Linked DNA regions of Homo sapiens: region 2 is linked to region 1. A link is an interaction called in ENCODE POLR2A ChIA-PET data of the cell type or tissue named here. Cell type or tissue: A673. All regions are shown on one strand. Each heading gives the region's core, and the rest is flanking DNA. Links, peaks and the distances in the headings are about the cores only. Region 1 overlaps FTO (FTO alpha-ketoglutarate dependent dioxygenase). Region 2 overlaps FTO (FTO alpha-ketoglutarate dependent dioxygenase).

Evidence for each region. Peaks named below come from ENCODE experiments on the same cell type or tissue, not always from the same donor. Only the 100,000 strongest peaks of a DNase experiment are listed, where the experiment ranks them.
Region 2: POLR2A ChIA-PET joins it to region 1 with 7 read pairs; 2 of 35 experiments call an interaction of 5 or more read pairs at or near these places.

What each region holds. Positions count from the first base shown.
Region 1 is chr16:53,733,674-53,739,047 of GRCh38, reverse strand. All of the region lies in intron 1 of FTO (FTO alpha-ketoglutarate dependent dioxygenase), which reads right to left. Among named protein-coding and RNA genes, the nearest start is that of FTO, 32 kb to the right of the region's middle. In A673, for the core only: no CTCF peak of the experiment used is centred there; no DNase peak of the experiment used is centred there.
Region 2 is chr16:53,897,486-53,902,868 of GRCh38, reverse strand. The region is part of intron 7 of FTO (FTO alpha-ketoglutarate dependent dioxygenase); the gene reads right to left. Among named protein-coding and RNA genes, the nearest start is that of FTO-IT1, 140 kb to the left of the region's middle. In A673, for the core only: no CTCF peak of the experiment used is centred there; a DNase peak (open chromatin) is centred at 3,268.

The sequences.
Region 1 (5,374 bases), core at 1-5,000:
TGAGACCAGTTTGGGCAACATATGGGGAGACCCTATCTCTACAAAAAATTTTTTAAAAGCACACCTGTGGTTACAGCTACTCAGGAGGCTGAGGTGGAAAGACTGCTTGAGCCCCGGAGGTTGAGGCTCCAGTGAATCATGATCTTGCCACTGCACTCCAGCCTGGGTGACAGAGTGAGACCCTATCTCAAAAAAAAAATTTTTTTTAAATAGGCAATAACAAGTATTGGCAAAGATGTAGAGAAACTGGAACTCTAATACACTGCCAGTGGGAATGTGACATGGTGTTATATAGACAATAACAAGTGTTGGCAAGGGTGTAGAGAAAATGGAACTCTAATACATTTCTAGTGGGAATGTCACTCTGGAAAACAGTTTGGCAGTTCCTCAAAAACTGCCAAACATAGACTTACCATATGACCCAGCAATTCCACTTCCAGGTATATGCTCAAGAGAAATGAAAACATATGGCCACACAAAAACCTCCTTACAAATGTTTATAGAAGCGTTTTTCATAATAGCCAAAAAGTGGAAACAACCCAATGTCCATCAACTAATGAATGAGATAACGTGGGATGTGTCCATATAATGGAATATTATTCAGCCATAAAAATAAATAAAGTATTGCCTGTAATCCGTGCACTTTGGGAGGCCGAGGAGGGAGGACTGCCTGACACCAGGAGTTCAAGAACAGCCTAGGCAACATAGCCAGACCTCATCTCTATAAAAAGTTAAAAGAAATTCATGTCTGTAATCCCAACACTTTGGGAAGCTGAGGTGGGCAGATCACCTGAGGTGGGGAGTTCGAGACCAGCCTGACCAACATGGAGAAACCCCGTCTCTACTAAAAATACAAAATTAGCTGGGCGTGGTGGCGCATGCTTGTAATCCCAGCTACCCGGAAGGCTGAGGCAGAATCGCTTGAACCCAGGAGGCGGAGGTTGCTGTGAGCTGAGATCACGCCATTGCACTCCAGCCTGGGCAACAAGAGCAAAACTCCATCTCAAAAAAAAAAAAAAAAAGCTACGATTGTGCAACTGCATTCTAACCTGGGTGACAGAGCGAAACCTTGTCTCAAAAAAGAAAAAAAAGAAAGAAAGAACTTATACATTCTACAACATAGATGAACCTTGAAAACATCATGCTAAGTGGAAGAAGCCAGTCACAAAGACCACACACGGTATGATTCCATTTATATGATGTAAGTTATATCTCAATAACGCTATTTTTAAAAGACTAGTCATCTTTAATTGGGTAGGCTGGGGGGAGGAGTAGAGTGAAGGGTACATACTCTCTCGTCATAAAGTTAATCTAAGGGAGCCAATAAACATGTTTCCCAAGAGGGCACTATACAGGCAAAATAAGTGATGGCTCATATTACTGCTGGGTGACAAGGAGCATCCTTCTTACATCCACATATGCACAGTCTTGCATTGCAGAATGGTATTTCAGACAACAACGGACCGCATATACAACAGTACTTCCATAAGATTACAATAATGTATTTTGACTGCACCTTTTATATGTTTAGATACACAAATACTTACCATTGTGCTACAATTGCCTACAGTATTCAGTACAGTAATGTATAGCAAGTTACTTGTATAGCAAGTTACTGTACGAAACAGCAACTGTACTGATGCAGTAGAGAATAGGCTATACCATATCTAGGTTTGTGTAAGTGCACTCTATGACGTTCACATGATGAAACTGCCTAACAATGCATTTCTCAGAATGTATCCTTGTCATTAAGCAATGCATGATTGTATATGTGTGTATGTATATAGAGATATATACACACTTATTCATGAATCTCCTTCCCACAGATAAATATATAAAATGTGTCCACCATGCAAAATTAAAAACATACTCTCAGGACATCAATCAACCCTTCCATAAGTATTATGATAGGCCCTCTGTTAGCAGAAACTGCACTGTGCTCTGCAGAAACAGGCGCACACAGGGTTCCTGCCTTCCAAGGACTCACCATCAAAGAGACACCAAGTATACCAACGCAATGGCCAAGTACAAAGTGACCAGAAGCTGAAGTGATAAATGGGCACAATGGAAGGGAAGGATTTGCAGAGGCAGAAACTTTAGAGCTAAATCTTAAAAAGGAGTTCCCCCACATAAATCTGGGGGAGGGGAATGAGTATGGAAGACAGCATCCCTGACAAACTACACAGCAAATAGATGGAGCTGGTAGCGGGGAGATGGAAAGTGTCAGAACTGGGAGGAGACGCTGGTTACGTCAGATAGTGCTCTGGAAACCTGTGGCACTTGGCCTTTTATCCTACAGCCAAAAGGGATACATTTAAGACCTACATTGAATCAAAGTCAAACCAGAGTTAAATAATAAGAAAAACCACTTGTCAGCAATGTGAAACAGAAATTGGCAAAAAGAGAGGATGTTGGGGAGAAGGGAAAAATAGAGGCAAGAACATTAGTTCTGAGACTATTGCAACTGTGCTGGAAGGAGGTATTTTGAGACACCCTAAACTTAAGCAGAGGCAGTGGAAATGAGAAGGAGGGGTCAGATTTCAGATCTGCTGACAGATTGAAAGACTTGGTGAGTGACAGAAGATAGGTGACAGAAAGGAAGGATGACCCCGAGATTTCCAGAGAGAACTCGATATTGACTTGGGTGAGGGCAGAAACTACAGATTGATGGTGGAGCTTTTTTTTTTTTTTTAATTATACTTTAAGTCCTAGGGTACATGTGCACAACGTGCAGGTTTGAGCATTTCAAAGACACTAAGATAGGAGTTTGACCTGGTTTAGCCCAAAATAGGAGAGTACAGAAGAACACAGATGACGTACCTCGGTACGATACAGGGTTCTCAGTACAATGCAGAGGACAGATTCAGGAGCCAGATGTTCAGCCTATATTCAAACCCTCAACTCTACCAGCTGCTAGCTGGAGCAGTTTGAACACATTACTTAACCTCTCCATCCATAAAATGGACATAATAATAATAAGACCTATTCATATGGTTAACATGTATTAAAAAATTATTAGTGCCATAAGAGCTTGCTATTTGTATTATGGCATCTACACAGTGATATATTATCTCCATTTTATAGAGTAAGAAACTAAAGCAGAGGCAGTAAGAAGGAGAAGGAAGGGTCAGATTTTAGAGCTGCTAACAGACAGAAAGACTTGGTGACTGAAGATAGAAGGTGACAGAAAGGAAGGATGACCCCAAGATTTCCAAAGAGGATTCAATATTGACTTAGGTGAAAGTAGAAATATGAACTGATGGTAGAGTATTTCAAAGATACCTTCAGAGAAACCCTGTTCCTTACACAGATAGATTGAGGCAGAAAGCTTATCCAACTAGGCTTCAAAGACAATGCCATTTACACTCTGCTATGCTGCTTCCTGAGCTGCTGCTGGAATTACTCACTCCGTGAAGCACATAAAATTCTCAAGTTGCCACAGTTTCCACATTAAGAGCAGATTTGTTTTTGCTTGGATTTCCAAGAATACCTAAAAAAGGAGGGTGATCAACTCATCATTTTCTGAGATTAGCTGAATCCTGTGTCTCTGGAGTCAGCGAGGATGTAGCCTCCTCCAAGAGGCCCTCCCTGACTCTCCGAGTCCATGTTAGCTGATTTGCATTCACCGCACAGCAAACTGTGCCTTCCCCATATCTACTGAAACTACTTCCTAATCTCTCAGTCCTACTAGACTATCAACCCTATGAGTTCAGAGACTGTCCATCTTATTCACTGCAGTATCTCCTGTGTCTAGCAATAACCTAGAACACTGTCAGTGCTAATTAAATGTATTGGATGGATAATTCAAAGTTCCAATTCTGGTCTTAAATGTATTTGTCTCAAAGGGTTATATTACATGGTAACAGAGGCCATATCCCTTGGCCAGTGTGGAACAAAAGATAAAAATCTCATTTCCAGTCACACATTAATTGAGTATGGCAGAAGCCATTGGCTGCCTACTCAACAGCTATTCATTCTGCTTCCCTGCTAACAGGGGCAGCCATGAGCCCAGTTCCAAGGAATGGATCATGAGCTCTCTAAGCCAAGCGTAGGAATCGCATTCCCTTTTGCCAGACACTTCTTTTCCCAGTCTCCCTTGCAACTAGGAATGACCAACAAATCCAGATCTGGCCAATAGGACATAATAAGGAGTGTGCTAGGGGACTTACAGGAAGGATTTCCCTCCTAATATAAAAACTCTCTTTTATCTTCCCATCCTCTTCTTCCTACCCTGAACACAGTTACATGAGGACATGATACCTGGCACTGTTATAACCCAGTGATCACTAGGTTACAAGTCAAAAGACGAAAAAGCCAACGTGCTGAAGAATGGCAGAGCAGAAAACTGGAAAGTACCTGCATTTGACTGTATCATTAAGCCACTGTTCCATGAGAACTTCCTCCTTCCAGACAGCTTATGATGTGGGAAAAGTCATGTCATTACTGTTTAATCCACTGTTACATGGAAATTCTGTTACTTGCAGCCAACATTTTTCAAACTTATATATTGAGCAAAAAGGCACAAAACTCTTTCATGTGATATTGGCCACCCAACCACAGATGTAGACATTTGGGATCTGCAATCAGGTGAACGCTATACTTTTCTATTCTAGGGGAAGAGAACTATCGTTTTTGAAACATTAAGATTCTGTACATCATCAGAGCATGTCTGTTCCTTTCAAATTTTGTACAGAGAGTTTATAACATTCAGAACAGAAATGACAGTGCTAGGAATCTAAATTACTTCCTTTAAAGAAAAGAGTGAATCTCTTATTCATAAAAAAAACCAAATAATAGACCAGAAATCCAGAATCTGAAGTTGTTCTATCACCTAGCTTCTTGACCACTCCCAAATTATACTAACAAGTGCAAAACTTCATGTCTTAAGAAAAAAGAAAAGGTCTGGCAGAGAATTTCCTTAATGGATTTGACCTGGGTAATACCATTAACCCAAGAAATGCTTTTTTGGTACTTTTCCATTCTACTTACTTTGTAAATACGTTTTGTCATGAGTTGATTCAAATGAGAGTTGAATTTCTACAAATACCCTCAATTTGTAAAATGTGTGTGCTTGTGTGCATAATTTGTAGAATTGTGTACTTTAGTGAAGTTTTGTTGTGTTATTGTTTCTTGTTTTATATCTTCCTTCCAGTCAGTTTTCCATTAATTTAAACCTCTTTTTATTCTGGCTAAAGTAAGTTACATTTTAAGATTTAAAAATTCTAGAGGAAATCCTTATATAATGTTCTTTATAATAACTCAAGAGTGTTGCCATGGTAGACATGAGACAAACTCAAATCTTTTTCTGAGACACCTAGAAATGTCACATATAACCTTTTTTAATGTTATCTCTGTATAATTCATATTTCAAGAT
Region 2 (5,383 bases), core at 268-5,267, 160 kb before region 1:
GAGCTAGAATTACAGGAATGAGCCACCATGCCCGGCCACGTTGATAACTTTTGAATTCTGCATCCTGTGTCTATGATATTGTATGTATATTTATAAGCAAACAGCTCTGAGAAAGCTCATGTGAAAGATCTGGCTCAGGTCATATGCTCATGGAGTAGCCAGAATAAGACAATGCACCTCACCCTCTAGCCAATGAAGAAAATGGCTCCACAAGGCAACATGAGGATGCTGCCAGAGAAGGAGGAATGAATGCTGGGTGAGCAAAAACAGTGTCCATCTCAACACCAGAGAGCCTCATTTTGATATGCCAGGTCCAAACACAGGGTAGAGAAAAAGTTCCAGAGAAACACTCAGTTTATCTTATTTTGCTATTGGCACACCGTTGAAAGTTGGCGAATGCATCAGAGAAATATCCCAAGCACAGCCATGGATATTTAGGGAGTAGTAGAAAGCACTGAACTGGGAACTGGGAAATCTGGGGTTCTATATTATCTGGCTCTATGCCCTCCAGAAAAGCCTACATCCTTCTGAGTCCTTCCTTTCCAAAAAGGAAGAGAAGATGATCACCTCTCAGGTCCCTTCCAACATTGACATTCCTGAATGCCATGGCACTTGGACCTCAGCTTGTCAGAGCCTAGCAGTTTGAGTACCATTAGGGTGAATACCTAATATATAAAGAAGAGAGGATAAATGTTTCAGGCCTTGAAAGAAATTAAGCAATGCCCAATATCACTATGCCGACGTTACCTGTTTCTCTGGCATTATGAGCAATAATGAGATATCAAAGAAGAAGGCATTCTAAAAAGCCTGAAGCCCATTTGTTCTCTAGGGGAGCAATGACCCTCTGGTGTGACTTTCTTCAGTTTCTTTGGTAAAATGAAACAGTAGTCCCATAGTATCATTTCTCTATGTCACTATCATTTAAGGAGAATAGTGGCCTCTAAATTTACCCCAAGACCCTAGATTCCTAAGCAGAATCAAAGTAAAGGCAATCTTTCAGAAGCCCACGTTTGAAGAACAAACTGAGAGTTATTACTCACTCAACAATTAACATCTTGTGCCTTAGAAGTAATAAAACCAGTCATTGGAAAATAACAGCATCACATAGAGAGGGAAAACATGAGGGTCTAGCAGAAATTTATGTGCAAAGGTGGGAAAGACCAGAGTGAACAACGGCCATTTACGTTCTGAACATTTACTCAGTCTTTCAATTGGTGTGACTGACAAGCTGAAGTGCAATGGCAAATAGAGACAGCAGAGAGTGCACAATCACTAATGTGGGACTGTTAGCCAAGGAGTGGAGAGGTATGTGTGGGAAAGAAACCACTCTATTTCAGCAGTGGAAGTGAGAGAAGACCACATCCACTCTCTTGAACCAAATCAAATAGCTCATGAATGACACTTTGGCTTTATTTCAAAATAATTTTTATGCAAGTATTGAGTTCACAAGACTGTCACCTGGACAAGAGGCAATGAAGATGTCATTTCTTCCAAACCACAACTCTAATAGCAAAAGATCAAATGAAATACACTTAGGGTTCCTAACAAGGAAGAGAATCATAAGTGGTTCATACATGGGAAGACCTGCTTCTGACCAAAGTCCAAAATTATTAAGCTGGTATTCAATTTATCAGAGAAAAACAAAGAATCTTGGTAGAAAAATTACCTAATCTCATTTGTAATTCTCATTCTAAAAATGTATGGTGTTGCTTGTTTGCTGTACTCACAAAGCAGACAGGTCTTGAAAGTAGTGCAAATAACTGAATTTGACTTGCTTTCAAAGTAAAACCTTTGCAAGTGCAAGATAATCAAACGGTTTTCATTTTATTTTTAGTTGCACATGTTTAGCACTTTGCTTCCCATGACTTTGATAGGAAGCCAGTCATTAAGGGGTGAAAGTGCCATACCTTGCAAAGAAATGCATTAGAGAAAAAAAGGTCCTTGCTAATCTTCCTAATCTTATCTCTAGCTGCTGGACTCACACAAACCAAACTCCATCCAGTCTAATCAAGTTTGCGAGCAGGTCTGTGTTTTCCCACTGCGATGGCCCTGCTTCTGCCATCTTTGAATATTCTCCACCCATCTCCATCTATCAAAATCCTTCGTATTCCCAAAGGCCTCTGTCAGAATCTGCTCTTCTCCTTTTTCTTCCTCTGAATTACTTACTGCCTTGTGCCTTATCAACCTGGGAGACATAAGTCCTAGCTCTTTGTATAACTCCACACTTATCTGCAAAAAAAAAAAAAAAAAAAAAAAAAAAGGAGCAGATGAATGATTAAATGACTGGGATGAAGAAAGAGCACTTCTGATGTCACTATATTAAAATAGATTTCAAATATAATTATTATCCAATGTTTAAGGCTAGCTTTCATCAAAATATCTCAGTAGTGTGGAATAATAAAAACTGAAATGCAAGAGAAGAGGATTCTGAATTTTCAGATTTAAAAGACGGAAACCAAGAGTCTTAACACATTGCCCTTTTTTTGAGAATATTCTATTTAACTTTCAGATTTTTCAGACTGCTCATATAAAGATCGAGTTCTTTCAGAGGTCTTATTTGCATCCAAAAATGTAATCAAGGCTATTTCAACCTAGACAAAAAACAACACTGCTTAATTAACTCAACTAATAAAGCCAGACTCTTTCTCACATTAAAGAAAAAAAAATTAAAAGACAGATCCTGAGAATCCCAGAAGGCCACCCTGTGCTACTTATGCCAGGCTATGTGGATGCCATATGCATTCGAATTCTGTCTCAGGACAAAAGGGAGATGGGGCACTCTAGAACCAGTCAGAAGACCTGAGCATCGGCTACAAACACAACTGATTTCTCTCCTACAACAAAGTGGTGGGGTGGGTTGGTGGGGAGGAAGAAAAATCTTCAGCCCCCAGTGGCATTCACATCAAAATCTTTTATAAGGCTTCAATCTTCCGACTTTACCTAAGGAATGAAGTCAGCTTCATGTATTCAGATAAGCAATAATAGTTCTGCTGCTTATAGAATTACAACCAAACTTTTTCCTTTGTTCTAGCAAAAGACTTCCTGTGTGAAAGCAGTCATCCTTTAAAGCTTTCCAGTCCAAAGGTCTCCCCTGGTTTGTATTCCCCTATTCCCGTCCCCCAAAGGAAAAGCTCAATCCACATCACAAGGCATTTCTTGGTTCCAAGCTGTACTGGTTTCTCAAGGACTCCTGGTGAGGAAAGAAAACTGGTCATCTGAACATCCTTTCCTGGGATCTGTCTGAAGTGTAGACAAGCAGCAAAGATGAATATTAATATGCCTTCCATCATCAAAAGCTATTGCATACCCAAAGGATGATAAATATTTTAATCAGTTTTCAGCTTGTCTAGAGGAAGTCAGTTTACTCCTCAGGGACTTCCCTAGTCCTGTGCCCAAAACCTGTCCAGTCCATGCTGCTTTCTCTATATAATTTTGAAAATTTGTAACAAGAAAGTCCAAGCTTTGTTGGAGAAGTCATTTAATTTTGTGACAATTTACTAAGTTTTTCCAGAAGAGGGAAATCTAAAATATGAAGGATGATCACAAATAAGACAAAACACTATGATTCTAACTTTTAGCAACACTGGTACTCTGGGAAACTAATAACCTACTTAAGCCTCTCATTAAAAAAAAAAAAAGATTTTCCATATTTGCATAAGTTGTTTGCCTGTGATTGCTCAATCTTCTCAGCTATAAATGCCAGAGGCATAAAACAAGACTGTCCTCTGTGCCCTCAGTATTATTTTGTTTTTAAAAAGAAGTTAAAGACGTTTTGGGGTATTATTGTGAGAGTTATGTTTGTTTAAGAATAAAACTAACCCAAAAATATTCCTGTGAAGCAGGTAATAAGAGGTAATATTTTAGGAAAATGTATAAAGTTAAAAAGAATTTATTGGCCAGGTGCTGTTATTCACACCTGTAATCCCAGCACTCTGTGAGGCCAAGGTGAGAGGATGACTTAAGGCCAGGAGTTCAAGACCAGCCTGGTCAACACAGCAAGAACCTGTCTCTGCAAAAATAAAAATAAATTAGTCAGGCATGATGGCTTGTAGTTCCAGCAACTCAGGAGGCTGAGGTGGGCAAATCACTTGAGCCCAGGAGTTTGAGGCTACAGTGAGCTATGATCACACCACTGTACTCTAGCCTAGGCAACAGAGTAAGACCGTCCCAAAAAAAGATTTAAGGCCACACTGATCAACATGGGTGGGAGGAAAAGGCAGGACTAGAACACAGACCTCACGTGAACTCTTTCTTTTAACAAACATGTGTCGAGTACCTCCTATGCAGTAGATGCTGTTCTAGAGGCTGGGGAAATAAGAGTGACTAAAACAGACCAAGTCCCTGCTGCCCTCATGGAGATTATTTCAGGTAGAGGCAGACAACAAATGGATATATAGGATAATTGCAGTTGGTGGAAAGTGTTAAGAGTACAGTAGAAAAGAGTAAGGCCCTGCTACAATGAGAGAGTGCTTGGTCAGAGCAACTCTCTCCAAGAAAGTGACATGAGCAGAGATCTGAATGAAATGAGGGAGAGAGTCATGTAAATTACAGAAGGACAGACATTCCAGACAAAGGCAGCGGCACATGCAAAAATCCTGGGCAAGAGTGGGCTGGGCATGTTCTAGACATAGTAAGGCAGACATTAGGGGAGGGAAAGAGGGGGAGCACTGATGGAGGTCGAGGAATGGACAGATCCTGCAGGGCATTAGGCCACTGCAAGGAAGGTGGATTTCTAAACATGATAGTAGGTTTGAAACAGGGGAGTGAAACGACGACCTGACTTGTATCTCAAAGGAACATTCTGACTGGGATGGACATAGGGTAGTAGAAGCAGGAAAGCTGGTTGAGAGGCTATTTTATAAACGATGGTAGTTTTTACCAAGGTGGTAGCACAGGAGGTAGTGAAGGGTAGTCAGGTCATGAGTATATTTTGAAAGTAGAGCTAACTGGATTCACTGATAAATCAAGAGATACATCAAGAAGACTCCAAGGTTTTAGTCTGGGCAACTGGACAGTTCAAATTACTGAACTGTGAAACACTAGGGACTACAGAAATCAAAACTTGGGTTTTGGATTTGGTACCTTTGAGATATTTATTACTGGATGGCTGAATACTGCCCACCCTTCCCAAACAATGTTCAGGTATCCAGGACATGAGACTTCAGTATCAAGAACATATTAATGTATTACAAGCATTGGTATATGCCACCACTCCCATCCTTTAAAAAATGTCACTGCTAACTGCATGAAAAGTTTATGTCATCAAGTAAAATTTGAAACCTCTTAATCCCCCAACATCTGTTAAAGAACATCTGACGCATAATTCTGGATATTTCATAATTTGTCATTTCAATTAATAATATTTAATAAGAGGGCTATATAT